2 separate regions of the Homo sapiens genome follow, and region 1 is linked to region 2. Evidence: read pairs that join two places in POLR2A ChIA-PET (ENCODE). Cell type or tissue: A673. All regions are shown on one strand. Links, peaks and the distances in the headings refer to the core of each region. The heading gives the core; the rest is flanking DNA. Region 1 holds the start of LOC124902760 (a long non-coding RNA gene). Region 2 overlaps ZBTB16 (zinc finger and BTB domain containing 16).

Region 1 (2,912 bases), core at 122-2,621, 54 kb after region 2:
ACCCCCACACCTGGGGTCACCGAGTGCATGATCATCTTAGAGTAGTATGCAGGCTCCAGTTTGCACACAATACATTAGGTCATAATGAAAACCTGATCCTGACTCTCCAACACAGCCTGGTCATACTCACTCCTGAACTCAGTGTATAGAACTGGAATAAAAGTTAGTTGCCCTTGCAGGCTCTGAGTCAGGCTGTCAAGCCCGTAGACCAGCTATGGGCCATGTCCTGCCCAGGCATTCCAGGCAGGAGGAAGAGTTTGAGCAAACTCCAAAAGGGAAGAGGTGGCCAGGCCCTTTTGAAGAACTGCTGGCAGTTCAGTGAGACTGGAATTTATTCATGTGGACAGAGGTAAGAGAAGGGCATAGGATAGTGGTTAGTCATGAAGGAATTTGTGGAGATGCCAAAGAGTTTTGATGTTATCATGGAAGCATGGGAAGTCATTGAAAGGAGCTAGACATAAAAAAGTCATATTCAGGGCCAGGCGTGGTGTCTCATGCCTATAATTTCAACATTTTGTGAGACCGAGGCAGGCAAATCATTTGAGGTCAGGAATTCGAGACCACCCTGGCCAACATGGTGAAACCCCATCTCTACTAAAAATACAAAAATTAGCTGGGCATGGTGGCACATGCCTGTAATCCCAACTACTCAGGAGGCTGAGGCACAAGAATCGCTGGAACTCGGGAGGCGGAGGTTGCAGTAAGCCGAGATCGCACCACTGCACTCCATCCTGGGTGGCAGAGTGAGACTATGTCTCAAAAAAAAAAAAAAACAAAAAAACGCATATTCAGGTTATGTTTTGGGAAGATCACTCTGAAAGTAATGTGGAAGGCCAAGTGGCTTAGTAACACAGGGAGACTATTCAGGAGGCTACTGCAGTGATCCAAGTGTATCAGGGTTCTCCAGAGAAACAGACCAATAGGATGGATGTATATATTTATAAAGAGATTTATTATAAGGAATTGGCTCACAGGATGTGGAGGTTAAGAAGTTCCAAGATCTGCAGATGGCAAGCTGGAGACCCAGGAGATTTGATGGTGTAATTCCAGTCCAAGTCCAAAGGCCTGAGAACTAGGAGAGCTGTTGGTGCAAGTTCCGGTCAGAAAGCCAGCAGGTTCAGGATCAAGGAAGAGCTGATGTTTCAGTTCAAATCCAAAAAACAGAAAACAATGGATGTCCCAGCTCACAGCAGTCAGGCAGGAGGAGTTCTCTCTATTCATGGGACGGTGAGCCTTTTTGTTCTATTCAGGCCTTCAGCTGATGGAATGAGGTTAACCCACATTAGGGAGGACACTCTCTCTGCTTTACTCAGTCTACAGATTTAAATCCTTTTTTTCGGGGTAGGGGACAGAGTCTTGCTCTGTCACCCAGGCTGGAGTACGTGATCTCAGCTCACTACCACTTTAACCTCCACCTCTTGGGTTCCAGCGATTCTCCTGTCTCAACCTTCCAAGTAGCTGGGATTACAGGTGCACGCCACCATGCCCAGCTAATTTTTGAATTTTTAGTAGAGACAGGGTTTCACCATGTTGGCCAGGCTGGTCTTGAACTCCTGACCTCAGGTGATCTGCCCGCCTTGGCCTCCCAAAGTCCTGGGATTACAGACGTGAGCCACCGTGCCTGGCCTACAGATTCAAATCTTAATCTCATTCAAAAACCCATAATAATGTTTAACCAAATATCAGGACACCTATGGCTCTGTCAAGTTGACAAATAAATGTCACATCAAGAGAGAAATGACAGGGCTTGAACAAGCACAGTAGCCACAGCTACACAATAATTATAGATTAGAAAAGTGTCAAAAAAGTTGAGGGCTGGGCGCGGTGGCTCACGCCTGTAATCCCAGCACTTTGGGAGGCCGAGGTGGGCAGATCACAAGGTCAGGAGTTTGAGACCAGCCTGGCCAACATGGTGAAACCCCGTCTCTACTAAAAATACAAAAATTAGCTGGGCGTGGTGGCCCGTGCCTGTAATCCCAGCTACTCGGGAGACTGAGGCAGGAGGATCGCTTGAAACCGGAAGGCGGAGCATGCAGTGAGCCGAGATCGCACCATTGCACTCCAGCCTGGGCAACAAGACTGAAACTCTGTCTCAAAAAAAAAAAAAGTTGAACAGGAGTTAAGAACCAATTAATTTTGAAAGATGAAGGAGAGAGAGAGTCTATGAAAACATCTGGGTTTTAGCTTGAGGAGAATAAGTGAGAGATGGTTGCTTTTACTGTGACAGTGTCAGCTGGCTGTCCCTTCATCTCACCAGTTCATAAGAACAAATGTTAGCACATTCACAGGGAAATATCAATTTTTTTTTTTCCTGAGACAGAGTCCTGTTTTGTCACCCAGGCTGGAGTACAATGGTGTGATCTTGGCTCACTGCCTCCTGGGTTCAAGCAATTTTCCTGCCTCAGTCTCCCAAGTAGCTGGGATTACAGGTGCCTGCCACCACACCTGGCTAATTATTGTATTTTTAGTAGGGACAGGGTTTCATCATGTTGGCCAGGCTGATCTCGAACTCCTGACTGACCTCGAGTGAATCTGCCCACCTCAGCCTCTCAACGTGCTGGGATTACAAGTGTAAGCCACCATGCCCAGCCAAATATCAATTTTATTAGCTCTGATTCCCCACCCAAAGATCCTTGCAAAGATGCTTCCCCAAGAGCTCCTGACATCTTAAAAAGCCTTCACCCACATTCGTGAATCCGTTGTTAATGACTGATCCCACCTTTGCGGAAGGTCCACCATGCCTGCCTTCTCATAGGTGTCAGCAGCCAAGCGTAGCTCTGCCCCAGGTGCAACAGAAGCTGCAGGCAGTGCAGGTGGTGCCACGTGGCTGCCTTCTGGGAGGTTCAGAAGAGGAATGCTTCCTCCCTGCTGGCTAGGAGGCTGTCATAGTGACTGACAGCATAATGGTGGAT
Region 2 (2,912 bases), core at 248-2,747:
ACTAGAGAAAAGTCCACTAACCTCTTGGGCTTCTCTCCGCCCATCTGAGAATGTGAAACTGATACCCACCTTACAGGACAGCTAGAGGTCTTACAGAGATGCTGGCTGTGAGTGCACTTAGCACAGAATCTGACATGTAGCAAGCACTCAAAACAATGTCTGCTGAGTCCACATTTTAGAAGCATCCTGCACTGACAGGCAGGAAAGGGAAGGAGCTCTGGAACCCCCAACACCCACAAGCCCAGCCCCAGGACCCCCATCAGTAAGGTGGTATCTGTGCTCTTCATCTCTCTCATAAGCACAGTGATGTGCACGCCTGGCCACGTGCACAGGCAACAGGACACCGCATCAGTGAGCCTCCCCGGCATTTGGACCCGATGGCAGTGGAGCGCTGCCCGGCTAAATTTAAACGAGAACTGGAATGACTCACCAGGCCTCAGGTCAATGGGACAAAGAGTACCCTGGCCACCACAGTACAAGAGATCAGCTTCTGGGGAAGACGCAGAAGCAATGTCTCAGCCCCAAACATGAGGTGCCCGAGGCAGCAGTTTTACAGCACTGTACGGATTGACGCCTATGCGGAAGAACGGTCTCAGGGAGAAAGCAGGATCTGGACCAACATGAACACATTTTTCACCCTGCATGGCTAGCATGACCTACTTCACACAATGACAAGAAAAATACCCTAGCAAACACTTATGGAGCACTTACTTTGTGCCACCGTTCCTCACACAGGATAAATATTTTCTGATGAATCCTTATAACAACCCAATGAAGTAGGTACTACTATTATTTCTGTTTCACAAATGAGCAAACAGGCACACAGAAGTTAAGTAACACAACCACTGTCACAGTTAGTAAGTAGCAAAATCAGAAGTCTGACCTGGACAGTCAAAGTGCTCATTTCCTATCTGTAAAACGTGGGGGTGGGGAAGAGTTGTAGCAAATTTCTTACTACTTAAATAACTGCCAGAGAGTAAGAGCTTTCACCCCACACACCCAGCCAAAACAGAATAGAAAATCTTTAGTTATGGAAAATTCAGAAACCCTCCAATGGACAAACTGAGGCACACCTGTATTCATTTAGTAAGACTCTAAGTCATATATACTTGGGCTTTCAGCAGGGCTTGCTTTAAATTAATAAAAAAAATTAAAGTGATTGGAAAAGTTTCTCTCCTGAATTAGCAAGAAATCAAAGAGCTGTGAATAGAATTTGATTTTAACAGTTTAGGATAATCACTATTTTAAAGATTCATAATAGTTTTCCTAGAACGAGCAGGAGGAAAACGTGTTGCTAAACTATAGCTTTCTCCCTCCCAGCAATTAGCGGCTCCATCCAATAGTGATGGCAAATTAAAATGGGACTTCTCACTGAGATGAAAGAGTGGGCAACTTTCCTCCATTGAAAATAAAATAAAGGAAATCATCTTCAAAAGTTCCAAGAGTTCAGTCTAGATCCCAGATGGCTCAGTAACCCTAAGCAGGTTAAAGTATTTTAAAAAAAAAAAAAAAGTCAGAACACACAGAATCAAATCAAACTGACCCCCTACTTAACTGGCTGAACTGCCAATCCAGATTCCAAAACAGCAAAATTCAATTAACCAAAAGGACTTCATGAAGATATAAGTGGGTACACAAAGAATAAAAGAATTTTTTAAAGAGCGCAACAATCCAGAAAGAGCTCACTGAAGTGCCTAGTTTTAAAAATGAAGAAGTTAAGGCTCACGATGAAAAAAACGATGTCAATGGTGACAGAGCTGAAAAACGCAGAGCTAGGTCTAGACCTGGCCTCACCACTACAAAGCCTTCTGCCATCTTCCTATCTTCACAACCAACAACCTCTCTCCAAAAGACCAGATTTCCAGGAGCCCAGGAGATTATAAACTTGTCATTCATCACCCCTAAAAAGGATACTTCCTGGAAATGGAAATGGATTCAAAAAGGATTTTGGCAAATCTGTGAATGACAAGGCAGCCATAAATAGCTACTAAGAGAAGCTACACCTGACCTTTAGGATTGACGTCAAGGAAGATGGTTGTAGCCTCCAATGGTGGTATCTTAGGCATGGTGATGGCAACCAAAGACTAGGTCAGATGGATTTGACCCAGAAGAGCAATGCTCATGTTCTTATATGGCCTGGTGCAGAGCGCCCAGGACTGTGAATTAGAAGGCAAGCTGAGTGCCTGGTTCTACCCATTTATAGCTGTGTGACCATGGGAAGTCACTTACTTGCTCCAAATCTCATTTTCCTCATTTGTCAATAGAGAATGATAATCGTTCATAATCCCTTATCCAAAACCTTCAGGTGCTTCAACGACCAAAACTGTTCAGACTTTAGAAAGGTACTCTGGGCCGGGCGCGGTGGCTCACGCCTGTAATCCCAGCACTTTGGGAGGCCGAGGCGGGTGGATCATGAGGTCAGGAGATCGAGACCATCCTGGCTAACAAGGTGAAACCCCGTCTCTACTAAAAATACAAAAAATTAGCCGGGCGCGGTGGCGGGCGCCTGTAGTCCCAGCTACTCGGGAGGCTGAGGCAGGAGAATGGCGTGAACCCGGGAAGCGGAGCTTGCAGTGAGCCGAGATTGCGCCACTGCAGTCCGCAGTCCGACCTGGGCGACAGAGCGAGACTCCGTCTCAAAAAAAAAAAAAAAAAAAAAAAAAGAAAGGTACTCTGACACCTATCGTGTTTAACAGCCCCAGCAGAGTCTAGGGCAGCACTCTGTAATCAAACACATTAATATTTTTGCAGCAAAACATATGAATATTCAAACTAAGCAGGATAAATATAGCCTCACATCAGTTCAGATCAGGTTTTGCCACTAAATGAGTTTACTGCAAACTTTTTAGTTTTCAGAGCTTTTCAGACTTCATTATCACAGATATGGGATTATGGACCTGTACCCACTCAAG

What was found. Peaks named below come from ENCODE experiments on the same cell type or tissue, not always from the same donor. Only the 100,000 strongest peaks of a DNase experiment are listed, where the experiment ranks them.
Region 1: POLR2A ChIA-PET joins it to region 2 with 10 read pairs; 2 of 35 experiments call an interaction of 5 or more read pairs at or near these places.

What each region holds. Positions count from the first base shown.
Region 1 is chr11:114,015,301-114,018,212 of GRCh38, reverse strand. It overlaps LOC124902760 (a long non-coding RNA gene), which reads left to right and starts at 136. Exons shown (of 2, transcript XR_007062895.1): 1 at 136-349. LOC124902759 (a long non-coding RNA gene) reads right to left here and starts at 2,856. Exons shown (of 2, transcript XR_007062894.1): 1 at 2,720-2,856; 2 at 934-1,258. In A673, for the core only: no CTCF peak of the experiment used is centred there; no DNase peak of the experiment used is centred there.
Region 2 is chr11:114,069,846-114,072,757 of GRCh38, reverse strand. The region is part of intron 2 of ZBTB16 (zinc finger and BTB domain containing 16); the gene reads right to left. Among named protein-coding and RNA genes, the nearest start is that of ZBTB16, 12 kb to the right of the region's middle. In A673, for the core only: no CTCF peak of the experiment used is centred there; no DNase peak of the experiment used is centred there.